Linked DNA regions of Mus musculus: region 2 is linked to region 1. The links are chromatin loops, found by intact Hi-C in ENCODE. Cell type or tissue: heart. All regions are shown on one strand. Links, peaks and the distances in the headings refer to the core of each region. The heading gives the core; the rest is flanking DNA. Region 1 holds the start of Bend7 (BEN domain containing 7). Region 2 has its middle 16 kb from the start of Sephs1.

Region 1 (9,477 bases), core at 1,040-9,039:
CCTCTGTCAGTGTAACTTCTCTTTGCAAGCTTTGCACACTTTTTCTTCCTTAAACCAAAACAGAGGAAGAAATCTTGGGCAAAAATATAGTCGTTATAATGTTTGAATACGAAACAAAACAAGACAAAAGTACCAATCTGGATCTAAGCGGCAATCAAGCACAGATAGCTGCAGTCACTGAGCAGTTCTGGCCCTTGCTCTCAAGTGCTCTTACTCTGGTTTCCCACAGGCTCTCTCCTTCCTGGTTCTGCAGTACCTGGCCCTCGCCCTACTACCTGAGGTGGTAGAGAGTCCAGGATGGGCAAAGTTGAAAGCAAACACCACCATCTACCTTGCACTTTGCCTTGATAAACACTTTCAGAGGAAGCATCCTGGACAGTTTGATTTTGGGCTCAAAGGCTACAGATAACAAACGTGAGATGCTTCGTGGACACGCCTCATGCCTAAGCTATACAAATACAGGCATCGGGGCACACTTTTGGCTACCTAAATATCTGTGGGCACTTGTCATAAGGTGTGGAGGATGCTGCCTTTGCTCCCTCTGTCCCCGAGGTAGGTAAGCCAGGAAGGGTGGTGACAGGAGAAAAGTCATCTTTTCTCTCTGACCACAAATGTTAGTGAAAAAGACACAGCCAGGAAGTGCAAAGCTGTTGAGTAGTAAGAGGCACTATCAAGAGGTGGCAAGGCAGACAATCACTTTTGTTCTCTTTACGCTGCTTGGACTACAGATTTAATTTAACTGTGCCACGGCAGGATTAGCAACCAGGCCATAGAGGTGAAAGGACATTTTAATAAGACAGCACATCCATCCTCTATCCCACCCAAGGCAGAAGCAAAACCAAACAAATAGCAGCTTCCTGGAAATTGAATTTCTGTTATCCAGATGTCAAAGATGTAATACCCCAATTACACAAACTATTGCCAGTGAAGCATGCCAGAGAATATGCAATGTAAATGGGGTGAGCGCCGAGTGGCGAAACTGCGTAGTCAGCATCTGGCTCTGTGACTGAGTGATAATTAGCACTGTGTGTAGACACTAATAAACATTTATGTCTGAAATTACAACTTTTAGCAATGTTAATAAGGGATATATTGGCAATCTGTAAAATAAAAGGTCTTGAAAAGAATGTCATGCATTAAGCAATGGCAGACATTTCCCGTTCTTCCATAATCTCTCCCACCACCACCCTGCCCCTGAAATTGCAAATGGCCACGCCACGCTGTTTTGCTGAGAAATTAATTGACATAAGAACCTACCTAAGTAAATGGGTTGTGTCTCTTTGGTCTCCCCATTAACATCATTGCTGAATTCTGAGATTTTATACACCTCATGGTGATAATCTGGCATGAGAAAATAACCGAAAATTAGTATTTTAATGACTTCAACAAATAGGAATAAGCACCTAAAGACTCCCATCCCAGATGTATAATCTACAAGTATACTTTCAAGAACTCTCACAGAATCGGAGTCAATACTAATCACCAAACGTTACTTACTGTGAAGTACAGGAACCTGAAATACCACTGCGCCTTACAAAACAGATATGCTTGGCTACAGCAAGTATATTTGTAAAAATAAAATAAAATAAATAAAAAAGAAAGAAAAGAAAAAAAAATCTTGCCAAATCACAGGCCAATGGAGTTTCTCAAACGTATTTCCACTACCATTTCTGTGAGCATATCAATAGCATGTTTCGGAACTGCCTCTCTACTGGGTTTACCCAGAAAATCTCAGCTTAAAAGTAAGGATGCATTTTTTTTTTAAGATATTGATGTGTTATTTTTTTAAAGGTATACTTTGAAAAGAAGCAAGTCTTTTACCTTTCACATAAGTGAATCTTTTGCAATTACTGCCCTTACTGAAGATGCAATAGTTTATCTTCCAAAAAAAAAATTGAAAAGCAGCTGCACAGCAGAATCACTCACCATTAAAAAAGAAGGAAAAACTTACTATGTTAATCAAAATTTCAAATATAACATCTTGGGATCTCGTGTGGAAGCTACAGCATTTTGATAATGTAGCTCTTTACAAACCAGGACCACCCAGGTATGAAAATAGAGGTCCCTTCTCAACAGCTGTCCAAGGTTTGGGTGGGCTTGTTTGTTTGTTGTTTGCCTTAGCTGTCACAGGACAACATGACAAAACTACCCTCTCTCTTAAGATAGAGTAGTCAGTTTCCTGGGGTCATAAATAAGAAAGCAGCCTCCATTCCTGAACGAAGCACGTTGTATCAACAGGGCCATCACACTCAGAGAGACTTCCAGAGTAGTCAACATCCTGGTTGGGGAGGTGGAGGCCGAGAAGGAGTAGCCAAATATTTTGAATGCATGCACTACACTATTTCAGGCCTCTATCGTTAAACAGTACAAAGCTAAATTAGGGGAAACACAGATGAGCAGATTTGCAAAAATGTCTATAATTAAACCGTTTCCAGACTAACCAAAAGTGAGCTTTATAAAATCCTCATGTCTGCTTAGCTGAGTTCAGAAAAACTCCATCCCTTGCAATCACCCTCCCAATAGTCACCTGTTCACATGTGACTTTTGCTGGGGCCCTTGGAACAATCATGTGGCTCTTTCCTCAGATGCTAGCGGTAGATAAAAACCACCTAGGGAAAGTGGAGCGCTTCTCTGATTTGGCTTTGACCCAAGTTAATGCAAAGATATTTAAAGAGTGTGGGCTCATATTAGAACTTGTACCATTACCTCTGGGGAGGTTGGGGGGGGGGTATCACCATTCTCGATTATTAAGGTGATACATTTTGACAGGTGTTTCTTGTCCGAGTTGGCACCATTTTTTAAAGACTCAAATCAGGAAGATGGACTCGAACAAGAAACAGAACCCAGAGGAGATACTACTCAACTTTCTCCTCCCCGGACAAAATAAACGCCTATAAAGAGTGTGCTGTACACCTGTTAGTCGGCAGGACCAAGCTGGATTTTTCTTTATTTCTTGTGATGCGACACTTGTCTGACTGGTATACGAGATAATCTTAAAACTACCTTTCCACCCAAATCACTCAACTGGAAAAGATGCTGTATGTCAACAATTTCTGCCTTGAGCTTCGATTCCCTAATGAGCTGATTCTTCTTAAAAAGAACAATGATCATCTTTTTCTCTCCTCCTTCTCTTTGCGTGGGGGAAGGAAAAAAAAAACGAAAACAAAAACAAATCCCAGTCTATTCTCGGCCTGCCGGCCAGGCAAACCCTCAGCCACCCCAGCCCAGCGGCCGCCGTGGCGGCGGCACCCCAGAGTGGGCTCGGCTCCCCGGTGTCATTGTTTGCTAATTTCCTGACGTGCCCTCCGACTTGTTTACCTTCAATAACACCCGGTGGGTCCCCCTCAGGCACAACTTTCCCCGCGGCGGGGCGTGTGCGGCCCGCGGGGGGCCCGGGTTCGGGCGGGGACGAGGGGGTCGGGGCGGGCGCGCCCCCGGCGTGGAGCCCGCGGGCGGCCGGGGCGCGCGGGGCCGAGTGCGCGGAGCGCGGCGCCGGCTTCCCGCCGCTGTCCCCGGGCCGGCAGCTTACCTCGGCTCACCAGTTTGAAGCTCTGGGATTTCCTGCTTCTTTTCCTCTCCGAGAACTCCATGGTGCGGGCAAGGTGGCGGCGCGGCAGGAGACTGAGGCGGCGGCTGAGGCGGGCTCGTGTCACCGCCGCGGAGCCGCCGGGACCAAGGTCCGCGTCGCGATCGGCGGGGGAGGCCGAGGGACGGGAGGAACCACCGCGAGCCCGGCCGGGGGTTGCGCGCCCGGGGCGAAGTTGTCCCCGCGCGCGGCTCCGCCTCCCCGGTGTCTTAGGCGACCCCTCGGTGCCCCTTCATGCCGCCTCGCTCTTTCCCGAACGCAGCCCGCCGCAGCCCAACTTTCCGTTGGGAGCGGGGCCGGGCTGGGGCGCGGAGCTGTGGGGTGCTCGCCGCGGCCCGCCTGGGCTCAGCCTGCGGACGCGGCCCGGGGGACGCGGCGAGCCGAGGGAGGGCGGCGGCGGCGGGTGCGGAGCGGCGGCCGGGGCGCTGACCTCCCCCGCGGGAGTAGGGGCCGCGCCGTCGAAGGGGGCGGCGCCGCCGGGACCCCGGGACCACCTGCTGGCGGAGCCCGGCCGCCGCCATCCCCCGGGGGCCGCCGCCACTGCTGGACTCGGCCGTGCGGCGACCCGGCATGGGCCGGAGGCCGCGCGGTTCAGCGTCCGGAGCGGCCCGGGCCCGTGGAGCTGCCCCCCCGGACGGACGCCGCGCTCTGCCCGGCCTCCCTCTGCGGCTCCCGGAGGCGAACCTGCCTTTAGAAATAAGCCAGGGATCGTGGCTCCTTGGCGGCCAGCCCTCGCTCTGTCTGAGAGGCGGGCGGTGCCAGGGCCAGACGCGGATTTTAGGCAACTTTTAAGAGGGGGTGAAGAACTTACCCATCCGCGCTCTTGGAGCAAACAGAGAGAAATTTGAGCATGTACTGCTGAGAAGACTATGGGATGGAGCGAACATCAATTCTTATCCCCACCCTGGGGACTGTAGGGGAAGTTATATGCAAAGGGGGTGCTTGGAATGGTGTTTTGGGGAGAGGAATACTAGAGGTGAGGAGTGCAAGGGGGTGCAGGCTCTTAGGGAAACAGTGGTCATAGCAGGTGCATAGACTCTGCCACTTGACGCAGAAATACCAAAATAATTGCCGTCCGCCAATGGCCATTGGGAGTTTTATGTAATCTTTTTCTCTGGGGAGCCAAGTGTGCACTTACTGTAGGCGCCATTTCTTACCACATGTTTTAAGTGGGAATAGAAAAGATTTTTTACATCACCTGGGAATGGTAGTGTGGAAACATGATCTGACACGCTTAAAAGTACGGCCTCCAAATCTACGGTTTCTAGACCAAAGTACAAAGGGGAAGAAGGGATGGGCTGCTGCTCCAACACCTTAGGAAGGTCAGGTTGCTCCAAAGAATGCAGAGAAAAGGGGGGAGGGGGCTGGGGTGGGCTGTCTTGATGAATGATTGAGGTTAGTTGCACTCAAATGGACAGCCGTTCAAAAGCCACTCTGATAGAACCTTGACGTTAGAAGCAGGGTGACTACCAAGGAGCAAGCAGTGCAAACATGCCTGGGAAATAAAACCAAAGAACCGGTGAGCAGCAAGCCAGCTGGAGACAACAGGATAGACACGGGTGTGGATAGACACGGGTGTGGACACCCGGCAGTGTGGACACCCGGCTGGCCGCAGGGAGACCAAGCGCTTCATCCAGCTCTAAAGCAAATCACTTTAAGAGGGGATTCATTTTTTTTTTCCTACTTCTTTGAGATTATGTTAGAGGCTGAGTCCTTTTCCCAGAAAAGTGTATGGAAGAAATGAAATTGTATTTGGTGAAGTTCTTTGATCTCTTTAGAGTTAAAAGATGCAGTGAAGGGTTCAGTATGATAGTGGTTTGGGCAATAATCCCACTTGTTTCTTCCCCCACCTCCATTCAAAACCAGAATTTTATAAACCTGAAGGTGTCTGGGATGTTTCTAAAGTAAGAAAACATTCTACACCCCATTCTGGGGCCGTGAGAGATAGAGATAGAGATAGAGGGAGGGAGAGAGAGAGAGATCCCTTGTCAAATTTTATTCCAATAGTCACAGGCTGAGTACTACGCTAATTGAATAATGCAGAGTAGTCTCGCCTTGGAGCATAAAGTAAGCTTTTATTGTGCTTAAACTATGATGAAATCATTGAAGGTATCACCCCAAGAAGTACATCCCTAGGAAAGATATCATTCACTTTAAGTTCAAGCAGGAATGTGACTTCTACCTGCTGAAGGGAATATCCTCTATGTAGTTAAGGGGATATTTTAAGAGACTACCTAAAATTAATAGTAACTATGTCTTTGCCCTTTTGACTGAGCTCTTCAAAGATGGTCCATGAGTATCCACTCATGGTGTGTAAAGACTATGAAACAGCCTGTTCTATTGCTTTCTAGGGGATATCAACTAGTTTTATTTACTTTCTACTTGGTACACACCACTGTGGCTTTATCCAACAAATTTATGGATCTACAGTTAGTATTAAGTAATATCAAGCTGGAATTGCCTTGACTGGGTATGTATCTGTAATAGGTTGTGTAGGTTAACTTAGCAAAATATCACAGACTGCCTGACTTAAGAAATTTGCTTTCCTATCACTGCAAGGAGTCCAAGATCAAGGTCTGATACAGTCTGTCTCTGGGGAGGGAGGGATCTTTCCCTTGCTTGTAAACTGCTGCCTGTTGCCTGAGCATTCACAATTGGTATTTAAAAATGTTTTAGATTTATTATTTTATTAGTTTATGTTTATGTGTTTCACCCGAATGTGTGTATGAGCACCATGTGTGTGCCTGGTGCTCACAGAAGTCAGAAGAGGGCATTAGATCAGAACTGGATATGCAATGGCTGTGAGCCTCCACGTGGGGTGGGTGCTGGGAAGCAAACTTGGGTCTTCTGCATGAGCAACAAGTGCTCTCAGTTGCTGAGCTGGTTCCCCCGCACACTGACCTCCAACCTCCAGTTCCTCTTATAAGACTACACAATTTATGGACAAGAGCCTGCCCTTTTGGCTTCTTTTAACCTTAATTACTGTCGATTAGGACCTCATCTCCATATCCAGTCATTCAAGGTCGGGGCTTCAGCATAGAGATGTCGAGGGTCAGCACTGTTGGTTTGTTTGGATATAGTGTCTGGGTTGAGGTGTCCTAGCAAACTCTTTAGATCTAGCTCTGCTCAGTACTTACAGGTTCTCAGAAACTTCAGAACCACAGGTTTACATGTTCTGGAGCTCGGGGTAAGTCTGGGCAAATATTCCATGACATCATGCAGGCCAAACATCTTATTATATGGCCATTCCAAAACCAGGTTGATTATAAAGATTAAGCATAGGTTTTAATCTTTGACAAAGACAGGTAATTTGGCCAGAAAACATTAAATAACCGTAACATAAATCTTAAAATTCTCTGGAAACTATGTCGTAAGAGAAATAAATAGTATTATGAAAATTCCCATCTTTATTTAGCTCTCCCATTTCCCAAAAGAAATATAACATGAGCCATATGAATAATTTGGACTTTTGTATTAACATTAAAGAACAATCAAATTAAGTTCATTTCATAAATACATTTTGTTTAACTGAAACCATTAAACCATTGTCATTTGGACACGTAGCAGAATGTTCTTGAGATGTTTTATATTCTGTTTGTACAAAGTTTTGAAACTGGTGTGTGAGGTGTATTTTGCAGTTGGAGAACAAATCCATTCAAACTACCTACATTCCAGGTGCTCTATGGCGACCATACTGGGCAGCTTGTAAATAGAGAAACTTCAGGATTTGAGCCAGTTGTGTATATAATTGTGACTACAACATATTACCTTTTAACCCTCAAACAGAAAGAAAGGTAAAACAGCATCATCAATCTTAAGCTACTCATACCTCTGGATTCTCTGGAACTGAAAGTGTAGTCATTCCCCAAGGGCTCCCTTACCTTAGCAGTCCCCGTAGCTTTCAGTTGGAGGATAGTCACTCGTCCTGAGGCTCATAGACAGCACAGATAACTACACAGTGGCCCTCCTTAGTCCATCCTTCAGCCTCACACAGGTTCACATTCTAGTTTACTTTCAGTGAGAGAAATTTAAAACAATGGAGAAAGTGTAAGAGATTATATCAGTCAAGTGGGTTTTGTTTTTTTTTTTTTTTTTTTGGAACTTTATTTAAAAGTGTCACCTTATGTTTACATTCCTTTAGGAGCTTCATGTGTTTGTATAGGATGTAATTCTCTTAGTCACTCTCCAAGCTTAGTGTATATTAATGTTCTCATATGATCATTGTTTTCTCAGTGATATTAGGACAGTCTCCAGATTCTTAACAAGTGATAGGTAGCCGGTGATTGTCCCATTTCTTTAAAGTTTTCTATTTTTTCTTTACACCGAAATTAAACACAGTCAAGAATACAAATCTCACGTGGACACTTTGTTTTACTTTACTAATGCAAATGTCTGTGCACCTACCATACTATTGAAAATGTGGAATTGTCTAAACATACGAGCAAGCTCTCCTGCGACCTCCCCAATAGACTCACCCCACCCTAGGAAAAGATAACTCTAACTTTTGTCACCGTAGCCTGCCTGTGCCTATTGATGAGCTAAGTGTTAGTGGAATCATGTATTATATACTGTTTTGCATCTTGCTGTTTCTGCTTAACATGTCCCAGAGATGTACTGGTCTCCTCCGCTGGGATAGGTAGCTCATTCTTTGCTGTGTTGTACATTGTCTTAGAGGACTATAGCATTTAAAAAAACAAAAACAAAAACAAAAAACATTCTACTACTGATGGCTATTGCTCATTTTCCCCCATCTTTCTTGGTGCATAAAAACATACAATCGCATATATATGAGTAGAGTTGATGAACTATACTATATGCACGTTTTTAGATTTAGTAAATTACAGTTTTTCTAAGTAGTTTTTTCATCTTGCTTCATTAACAATGTGTGAGAGTTCTAGATATACTTTATTGGAACTCATTATTTTAGTTGTGCAGAACTAGTGGTATGTTGTCTTGTTAGGATGTTCATTTACATTCCCCAGTAATTAGCAAGTGATGTTGAACACATTTCCATATGGTTATTGGTCATGCAAGCATCTAGGCGTTTTCTACACTTTGGATAGGAATCTTATAGAAGGCCATATTACAAATGGCCTCACCAAATATATACCTTATTTTCTTATTCTGACTAGTCTTATTTTTAATGACACTGAGTTTTAAAGTCTTATGGCATATTAAGATAGTATCTTCTACCACATAAACTTTTCATTTAAACTTCTTGTAATGTATCATCATAAATTGGCATCTCAAAACTGTCCTCTTCTTACACATTTCTAGAGGCTAGAAATCTAAACTCAGTACCACTAGGCTGAAATCAAGGTTTCTACCAGGGTGAGCTCCATCAAAAGTTTCCAAAGAAATTTCCAGCTTTTGGGAGCTGCTAGCTTTCCTTGCATTTTGGCGGCCTGACTCTCTCCTCTGTCTTCAGCATGGCTTTTTATAAGTTTCCATCTGTCAAACTTCTAAAATACAGGGTTTTTAATGTTTTATTTATTTATTTATTTTACTAATTGGGATTTTTGTCCATGCATACAATTTATTTTATCATATTTACCATAACACCTCCTGGGTCCTCCCACCTCTCCCAACCTTATGACCTCCCCTGGGTCACTGATTTTAAAAACCACCAGGTCCAGTTTGTATTTTGCAAATACTTACTTTTTTTTTTTAAAAGATTCATTTATTTATTATATGTAAGTACACTGTAGCTGTCTTCAGGCAATCCAGAAGAGGGAGTCAGATCTTGTTACAGATGGTTGTGAGCCACCATGTGGTTGCTGGGATTTGAACTCCGAACCTTTGGAAGAGCAGTCGGGTGCTCTTACCCACTGAGCCATCTCACCAGCCCTTTTTTTTTTTTTTTTTTAAATAAAAGACAAATGCTGTCTTTT
Region 2 (9,477 bases), core at 568-8,567, 150 kb before region 1:
ACATGTAAGAAGGCGATGCTCTTTGTGTGGATGCTCCTGAACTCTCTAATGCTAGTGCTAGTTTCTGGGAGATTAGAAACTTCAGAAGAGAAGTTTGTCTTTATGCTTTTAAAAGTGGAGCTATGACCTAAGGGAAGGAGACGTGGGCCTGTCCTTTTTTCCATTCCCCTTCTTTTTTCCTCTCCTTTCTTCTCTTCCTTCCTTCTTTCCTGCTTCTTCCTTCCTCCCTTTTCCTCCCTCCCTCACTCCTTTCCTTCTTTCCTCTTTCTCCCTCTTCTCCTTCACACTACAACAGAGAAACGTCTCTCCTTTCAAGCCGTGCTATGTTGCTTAGCTTAGCCTCAAACTCAATATCCACCTGCCCTGGCCTCTTGCTTTTTGGGACCAGAAATGCATGTCACCGTGCCTCATTAAAGAAAATATGAAAAGCCCAAACCAGAAAGGGAAATATTAATAATTTTAACAATACTAGTAAAGCTTCTGCCTGATAAAAAAGATATTCAATCCACATGAAAAGACAAGCCACAGACTCTGTGGGTGCGTGTGCTTTCGCTCTGCTGTGGAAGAGTCAATCAGCAGAGAAACGTTCTCCAGAATATATGTGAGAAACTCTACAAAGAAAAAAAAAAAGACTTGGAAACGAATAGTGAAAATATAAGTAGGGAGTAACAGAAGAGGACAACTGAATGGATTGCATGATGAGAAGATTTTCACTGGGCAGTGGTGGCACACGCCTGTAATCCTAGCACTTGGGAGGCAGAGGCAGGTGGATTTCTGAGTTCGAGGCCAGCCTGGTCTACAGAGTGAGTTCCAGGACAGCCAGGGCTACACAGAGAAACCCTGTCTCAAAAAAACCAAAACCCAAAAACCAAAAAAAAAAAAAAAAAACAAAAAAAACAAAAAAAGAAGATTTTCAATCTTATCATAATCCAGAAGAATTCAAATTAAAATAAGATGCCTATTTTACATTTAGCACATTGGCAACTATTGAAAGCTTAGTGAGATTCATTATCTATCTCTCAGTTTCTATCTATCTATCTATCTATCTATCTATCTATCTATCTATCTATCATCTATCTATCATCTAGCTGTCCATTTTTCTATCATTCTGTCTGTCTGTCTGTCTGTCTAGCAATGGTGAGCCTGCCTAGGCCAGAGGACAACTTGCAGGAGTCTGTCCTCTCCTTCCACCATCTGGGTTCCAGTGGCTGAATTCAGGTCATCAGGTTTAGGGACAAGTTCCATTGCCAGCTGGATAATCTGCTGGCCCCCAAATAGAGTGAGGTCTGGTTTCCAGGAAGGGGATCCTGGCCTCTTGGCGCCTCTCTCTCCCTCTCTCTCTCTCCTTCTCTCTCTCCCTCTCTCTCTCAGATGTTCTCTTAGTTTTTGGCTTATACATGTGTATATGAGTGTGTAGCCTGTGTGTACCAGGCCTGTACCTTCAGAGGCCTGAAGAAGATACTGGGTGTCCATTTCTGTCACTGACCCTGGAGCTATGCTGGCAAGAGCTTGGAGTTCTCTCATTGGAGATTACTTCCCCTCGATGTGCAGTCGAACTCACTCTGTATACCTCGATGCTGTCTGGGAAACAGCAAGCTGTCCATAGCCTCACCCAGGAGCAGCTTTGCTGGGTGGATGCACACACAAAAGAGTGTGTAATATACATAAGAATTAGAAATAAAATCCCATCAAGAAGGGTTCTGCCTAGAATCTGCACTTAGGAGGCTGAGACAGGCCTCGTCTCAAAAGAGAAAAAGGGAAAAGAAAGGAAGAAAGAAGGAAGGAACACAGAGAAATGGAGTATGGGGGGTTCGCTATCGCTGGCCTCTTACGCAAGGAAGGGCAAGGCTTCTGGGCTGCGAGATATGGATTCTTCCCTGGGGCCTTCAGAAAGGAGCTGCCTACGTTTTGATTTTAACTCTGTCTCTGTCACATGGTATCTGCTACTATTGTGTATGTGTGTGTGTGCCACGTAGATGCGTATATGTGTACAGGTGCGCATGCAGGAGGTCAGAGGTTAATCTCTGCCATCATTCCTCAGGGACTGACCCTCTTGTTTGTGACATGTGGTTTTTCACTGGTGGACTTTGTTGGCAACTGTACTGACTAGCCAGTGAGCCCCAGGGACCCACCTGTTTTCACCCTCCCTGTGCTGGGCTACTTACTGGTTCTTAGTTTCTGTTGTTGTTTTTAATGTGGGTTCTGGGGCTTGAACTCGGGTCCTCATGTGAAGCAAGTCCTTCATGGGCTGAGCTGTCATCTCCCTAAGGCTTCTCGTACAGTGTTTCTGAGCAAGTTTTACCTAGATATTCTTTGGAGGACTTTTTGTGTTGGATGCTAGATACTATTGTAAATAAAACTGTCCGGGACTTTTGATGTCTTCTTTCTCTCCTCATAAAAAGCTACCTGGAACAATCAATCGCCTTAAGGGTGATTACATGGGGTTTTTGTTTCCACCCCTGTTTGCTTGGTCTGGTTGCTTTAGCCATCGTTACGGGAGCACAGTGAGCAAAGCTGTCTAACTCACGTCATCTGGGAATGAGAGACGGAGAGTGGAAAGAGAAGAGGAGAAGAGAAAAGGAGAAGGTAGGGAGAGTGGGGGAGGGGTTGCAGGGTCTTCTTTGAGGACACTCCGGGTATGTTACAGTCAGACCCATCTCCTAATGTTCCACTCCCATCCACTGGAGCCACATACTGGGAACTAAGTCTTTAGCATTTGTACTTAACTATCCAAACTATACTAGCCTTAGCCTTATGGTACATTCTCCTGCCCCGACATTAAAAGGCCAGTCCCTTGACAGACAGTACCTACCTTTAATCCCAGCACTTGGGAAGCAGAGGCAGGAGGATCTCTATGAGTTCAAGGCTATCCTGGTTTACCAAGCAAGTTCCAGAACACCCTGTCTCAAAAAAACCAAAAACCAAAACCAACCAACCAACCAACCAAACAAACAAACAAAAGCCAGTCCTTAAACTGTCTATATCTGGTCCTCAGCCCTGGAATTTGGTGGGGAAGCACATTTGGGGTCCTACTGAACCTTGTCTGTTGACTGACACTGGAGGGGGAGCCATCAGTGCTGTGGTGTTTTGGGGTACAGTCAAGGGATCAGTGCTGGGGGTGCTTTGGGGTACAGCCAGGAGATCTCTGTTCTTATGTGAGGCTACCTCCTCCCGCACCCAACTCAAGGAGCTGAGTATCCCACCAAAGGTTGCTGCAGAGGTCACAAATGAAATTCTCTTTAGATTTTTATATGTGGCTCTTTCAGCAGGGCCATAGGGATAGCCCTAGCTGTGGTATTAGTTGCCCTGTGGTGTTCGGAGCTCCAGTTTGGATGGGATCTGGTTGTTTCTTCTTGGAAGCCCAGGTCTCTTTGGCAGCCTTTGTGGGCACTCCTCAAGCTGTCTGCCCTGGGCAGCATTTTATATAACACCCAGTGACCAGCCTTTCTCAGAGGTACTTAGCATCCAAGGCAAAGTGGGATACAGCCCAATTCCTAAAGTGTGTGGGGAGGTGTGAGATGTTCTGGATTGTTAAAAAAGTTCAGAATCTCTGCTTAAGCAAAACAACTATTTAGTGTTTGTGGTGTGTCTTTGTGTGTGCTCACATGCGGGTATGTGCATGTTGTATGTATGCGCATTCATGGGGAGGCCAGAGCACAGCCTTGAGAGTCACCCTTACAGATGGCCTCCTCCTCCTCCTTTGAGGCAGGGTCTCTCCCGGGCCTGGGGCTCACTAATTGGGTTCGATGGGTTGTCCATCCATCAAGCTGCAGAGATCTGTCTATTTCTGTTCCGGGTGCTGGGCTTCCTAGTATGCGCCACCAAGACTATCAGTTCCTTTTCCCATTAAATCCAGAAGCAAGTTTATTTGTGCCATAATCTTTTTATTATCATTATTTTTATTCATTCATTTTACATCCCACTCACTGCCAATCCTTCTGGTCACCCCATCTCACAATCCTTCTCCCATCCCTCCTTCGCTTCTCCTCTGAGAGGGTGGAGGCCCCCAATGCCCATCATTTTCATGTGGGTTTGAGGACCAAATCCATACCTTATAGGTGTGCAGAGCATGCAATTTATTGTGCTCTCTCTCCAGTTTCCTTAGCTTGGCTTTTAAAGTCCCTGAAGACATGGCTTCTCTCTCTGCCCTCCCCGTGATTATATAAGGTTCAGGAAAAGCAGAGTGTCTCCTGGCTCACAGGGGATGTGCTTGCCTGTGTCTGAGGCTTATGGGTTATTATTCTATCTTATTTTTTGTTCGTTTGTCTGGGACAGCAACCCAGCACCACAGCTCTACTGCCCCATCCACGTGTATCGCTCTCTCACTTATCGCTTTAAATTAGCCTCAGACACCAGAAGCCACTGCAGAGCCTGGCCAACTTCTGGAAACTGCCATCTATCTGTCTCCCTCTGTCATGTATCCCAGCTGTTTATCTAGGTCCTTGTAGGCTGTGGACCTCTTATGCAAGCATCTTAATCAAGATGATCCCTTTAATAACACACAGCATATTTTCTAATGTGAGGCTATAAAAATGCATTGTTCAGAATGCGGAGGATGTGGTGTTTTGTCCTCGGGTGGCCGGAATGAGTGAAGCATGAAGCTATATCCAGGATGACAGCAGCTGTCACAGTCTAGACTTGGTGTGGTCTGGAGACAGTTCTGTTAGTGAGGCAGTGCAGGGAGGAAGCTGGATCGCGTTCACAGAAAGCAGCAGCCCCGGAGGATGGATAATCTCATAAACGGTCAGCATGAAAGGACAGTGTGGACACCGGGCACTCTTCCTTCCCCAGGGCACATGAGTGGGGTTACAGGATCTATATAAGAAGGAAGGGCATGGTGGGCAGAGTTTGAAATCCCAGTACTGGCATGGATGCCTGGGCCTCACTGGACAGCCAGCCTACAGAACCTGGCAGGCTCTGGGTGAGAGTGAGAGAGTCTGTCTCAAAAAAAAATTAGGTGGACAGTGTGGAACAACACCTGAAGATGACTTCTGGGCTCTACATGCAGGCACACACACATGACAGCACACACACATACATCTATCTACACCCATACCTGCAAGACACGGGGGCAACAGTGAAGTTATAAACAACACTAAGAGTTCGAGGAGTGGTGCCCTGGCCAAGGGTCATCACTACTGCAAGGTTACTTCAGAGGTGACTTGACGTGTTCATACGCTGCAGAGAACTAAGGCAGTCACCGCCTTTCAGGGTCTCCTACAGATAACATCCCGTGGAATTTGAGACTTGGTTGTTATACGCGTTTGCTTGTCATTTGTGACACTTGGAGGGGTGATTTTCGCTCTGGGGACTGCTGATGTATTTCAAAGAGATTTACCTGCTTCTCCTTAGAGAGAGTCTTTGTATTATTTATTAATCAAGCTGAGCTCTGAATTACAATTTTCCTTCCAGTGTGTTTGGCGCAATTCTCACTTTGGCCAGCAGATGGCAGGATAACACAGTGTACTGAGTTAGGATTTGCCTGGAAGGTTGGAGCAGTAGCTCCTCAGTTCTGTGCACTCTCCCCCCAGCCCCCGCCCCCATAAACTGCAATTGTGTGTGTGTGTGTGTGTGTGTGTGGTGTACATGAGTGTGTGTGTGTCTGTGTGTGTGTGTGTCTGTGTGGTGTGTACATGAGTGTGTGTGTGTGTCTGTGTGTGTGTGTGTGTATCTGAGTATGTGTTTGTGTGGTGTGTGTGTGTGTCTGAGTGTGTGTGTGTTTCTGTGTGTCTGTGTGGTGTGTACGTGAGTGTGTCTGTGTGTCTGTGTGGTGTGTACATGAGTGTGTTTCTGTGTGTCTGTGAGTGTGTATGTATGTCTGAGTATGTGTTTGTGTGGTGTGTGTGTGTGTCTGAGTGTGTGTGTATGTGTGGTGTTAAAACCTGAACACCTTCAAGACATCAAACATAGAGGGTGTCCAGGCATTGCTGTTGGAAGCCGTGGCTGGCTGCATGCAGTGCCATTGGGTGGCTGCGCTCTGACTTGGCCTTGACCGTGAAATCTGAAAAGCTCAGCACTTTTTCTGAGCTGGTCTTGTTCCCATTCTTGTCGAGAGAAAGCCTAGTATGTGGACACACAGAAGAGATAAAATCACAAGCTAGGAAGGCATGCCTTGTGGAATGCCAGATACAGAGAAACACATGGAAAAGAAATACGGCAAACTTCACGCTGGTACAGAAACACAGAAGAGCAAGGGTTTCTGGGAAATTCTGATTTGTTTACAGTACTGAAGATTGAACCTAGGGCCTCAAGCATGCTGGTCTATATTCCCAGTCCTCTTTCAAATTGTGTAGTCTAGCCTCAGACTCATTCTGTAGCCCAAGCAGGCCTTGAACTTGGACCTTACCCACCCTAGCCTCTAGAGTACCCAGGTCATAGACCTGCGCAGCAGGCTCAGCTTGTGTGTCTGTATTATGATCTTACTACTCTAAAATGAAAGACTTGTATGATACTGTTAGCATACTGTTGCCGTTATTTGGTGCAATCACCATCTATTTCTATCTGCTGAAGAGGAATGTGCTGTTTGATGGCTTTGCCAATCTCTCCACATTCCAGGAAAAAAAAAATCCCAGCATTCTAAGGAAGCATGGCAGCCTCTCCCTTACACTTCGTGACCTGTGCGTCATCTGTGCACCAAAGCGTTGGAGTGGAGGTGGTAGAACCGACGCACTGAGCTCTTTGGTTGATATGAAATGTGTGCCTGGCACAGAGCGGACACCGGAACACAGTGACTATTTGGTGTCTGATTGGTGGTTAGATGGGTGGCCCTAACTATGACTTTAGGTAGTAGAGCAGGTACCTTCCAAATCTCAGAGTCTACAGTTCTACAGGACGCAGGGGGATGATCACATATGCTGTTCTTTGGCGTTGTTGAGTTGCTGTACTGAGCCCCTGGATGGAAAATGCTTCTGCGGGTCTTGAGTGCGCTCTTTTGCAGCGTCAGTGACTAAATCAAGGCCACAAACGCCAGGCAAGCGCTCTGCCATCGAACCCCTTCCTAGTCTCAAGGTCACGGTAGCCAAGGCTGGCCTCAAACTTCTGATCCCTCAAGGTCACGGTAGCCAAGGCTAGCCTCAAACTTCTGATCCCCCATCACTACTCCTATAGCAATTATAGGCATGTGCCATAGTCACTGTGCGGTTGCTGTAAAGGGATTCCATGACCGTGGAAATTCGTATAAAGGAAAGCATTAAACTAGGGCTGGCTTACACTCAGAGGTTTACTTTGTTATGTCATGGCAGGAAGCATAGCAGCATGTAGCTAAGATTTCTATATCCAGATCAGAGAGAGAGAGAGTGAGCGAGAGAGAGAGAGAGAGAGAGAGAGAGAGAGAGAGAGAGAGACTGGGCCTGGCTTGAGCATTTGAAACCCCAAAGCCCACCTCCATTGAGACACTTCTCCCAACAAGGTCACACCTCCCAATCCTTTTAAGTAGCCCCCTGTGACCAAGCATTCAAAGATAGGAGCTTATGGTTCAAACCACCACACCATGCAAGAGCAGGCTCAGTGCTGGGAATTGAACCCAGGGCTTCTTGCATGCTGGCTCCAGTCTACCAACTGAGCTACATCCCAAGTCTTGTAACCAAGTTAAAGTCAATGGAATAGCAAGCTACTTTGTTTCAGTAAATGTAATTTTTTCGGGGAAGGCCAAGTCTGAAACAGCTGACCTTCCCCACAGGAGACTTTGAGATTAAGAAGATGTAAACGCTGATGTTTTTGGAGCTCGTGAGGGGAAAAAAATAGATAACTAGAACGAGATATTATGACATCGTGGTCACATACACTTGTAAATCCTGTCATGTCTCCATTCAGGAGATTTATAATGTCCATAAGCACCTTACAAACTCAGCAACTTTGTTTAAAGAAAATCAAATCTCTAACTAAAGGAAACAGAATTAGAGCTACAGTTGCAACTTTCAATTGTCTGGTAGCCTTGTTGAAAAGACACAAATGATATTGAGTTTAACACTGTTTTATTTACACCCATAAATACTAAATAACGTCATTTCAACACGCAACCAAAAATGTAAGAGCTCATTAATATTTCTGAAACGTGGCTTTTACTCAGGGTTTGCTTTAGTTACTTTTCTATCGCTGGGAAGACACCATGATCAAGGCAACTTATGAGAGAAAGCATTTAACTGTTGGCTTGCCTACCGTAGTTTCAGAGGTGAGTCCATGACCACCGTGGCCCGAGCAAGGCGGCAGGCAGGGATGACGCTGGAGCAGTAGCTGAGAGCCCACATCTGATCCAATCACAGGAAGCAGAGGAAAGGGATAGATGGGCCTGGCATGGGACTTTGGAAACCTCAAAGTCCACCCCAGTGACACACCTCCTCCAACAAGGCCACACCTCCTCCAACAAGGCCGCACCTCCTCCAACAAGGCCACACCTCCTCCAACAAGGCCACACCTCCTAATCCTTTCTAAACAGTCCACCAACTGGGAAAATAAATTAAATAGATGAGGGGATAGGGGCCATTTTCATTCAAACCACCACAGAGTATGTCACAGTTAGGACTGACCACCTTTTAAGAATTTAGTAGCCACCTATCTAGTGGCTACTCTATTGGACATCGTGAGATCAGAGAATCCACAACCCCAGACCTAACCTAAAAAGTTACCCGAGAGTTGCATAGAAAATACTAGGAAGCATACTGTCCCTAAAGTGCAGTAAAATGGTTTATCTTACAAAATCCTGATTTTTAGATTTATTTGTTTTACTGTCTGTGTGTGACATGCCATGCCAGGTACCCTCAGGGGTCAGAAGAGAGCATTGGGTCCCCTGGAACTGGAGGGATGGATGGTTGTGAGCTGCTATGTAGGGTGCCGTGTCCCCTGCAAGAGCAACAAGTATCACACTCAGACACGGATCCAGCTCTCTTTAGTTTTAATTATGTATGTGTGTGTGTGTGTGTGTGTGTGTGTGTGTGTGTGTGTGTGGACAGGAGAGGGTGTCAGATCCCCCGGAGGCAGATGCAGAGATGGTTGTGAGTTGCCCAGTGTGGGTGTTGGGGACTGGACTGAACTTGGGCCCTTACAAGAGCAGTACACACTGTTAACAGCTGAGTCATCCCCCTGCACCCCCAACTCTGTCCCCCTTCTCGACTCAAGATGGTCAATTTTGGCAGGTGTGCTGGAGAGTTTTATAGCAACTGGACACTAGCTAAAGTCATCAGAGAGAGGAGAAAATGTTTCCATGAGATTGGCCTGTAGGCATTTTCTTAAGTAGGGACTGATGGGAGAGCTCAGCCCATGCATGGTGGGGGGTGCCACCCCTGGGCTGCCGGTCCTGGGTTCTATAAGAAAGCAGGCTGAGCAAGCCAGTAAACAGTACCCCCATGGACTCTGCATGAGCCCCCTGCCTCCAGGTTCCTGCCCTGTTTGGGTTCCTGTCCTGGCTTTCTGCGATGATGCACTGTGATGTGGAAATGTAAGCCAAATAAACCCTTTCCTCCACAACTTGCTTTCTGGGTA

What was found. Peaks named below come from ENCODE experiments on the same cell type or tissue, not always from the same donor. Only the 100,000 strongest peaks of a DNase experiment are listed, where the experiment ranks them.
Region 2: a loop joins it to region 1, with 2.3 times the contacts of the local background. A loop is called at or near these places in 15 of 42 quality-filtered maps.

What each region holds. Positions count from the first base shown.
Region 1 is chr2:4,712,345-4,721,821 of GRCm38, reverse strand. Bend7 (BEN domain containing 7) reads right to left here and starts at 3,991. Exons shown (of 9, transcript NM_178663.4): 1 at 3,530-3,991; 2 at 1,258-1,341. The coding sequence starts at 3,590. In heart, for the core only: a CTCF peak has its summit at 4,127 (motif pointing left); DNase peaks (open chromatin) are centred at 3,451, 3,841 and 4,001; H3K4me3 peaks cover 2,352 bases; H3K27ac peaks cover 1,146 bases; H3K27me3 peaks cover 2,961 bases.
Region 2 is chr2:4,860,671-4,870,147 of GRCm38, reverse strand. No RefSeq gene overlaps it. Among named protein-coding and RNA genes, the nearest start is that of Sephs1, 16 kb to the left of the region's middle. In heart, for the core only: a CTCF peak has its summit at 5,406 (motif pointing right); no DNase peak of the experiment used is centred there.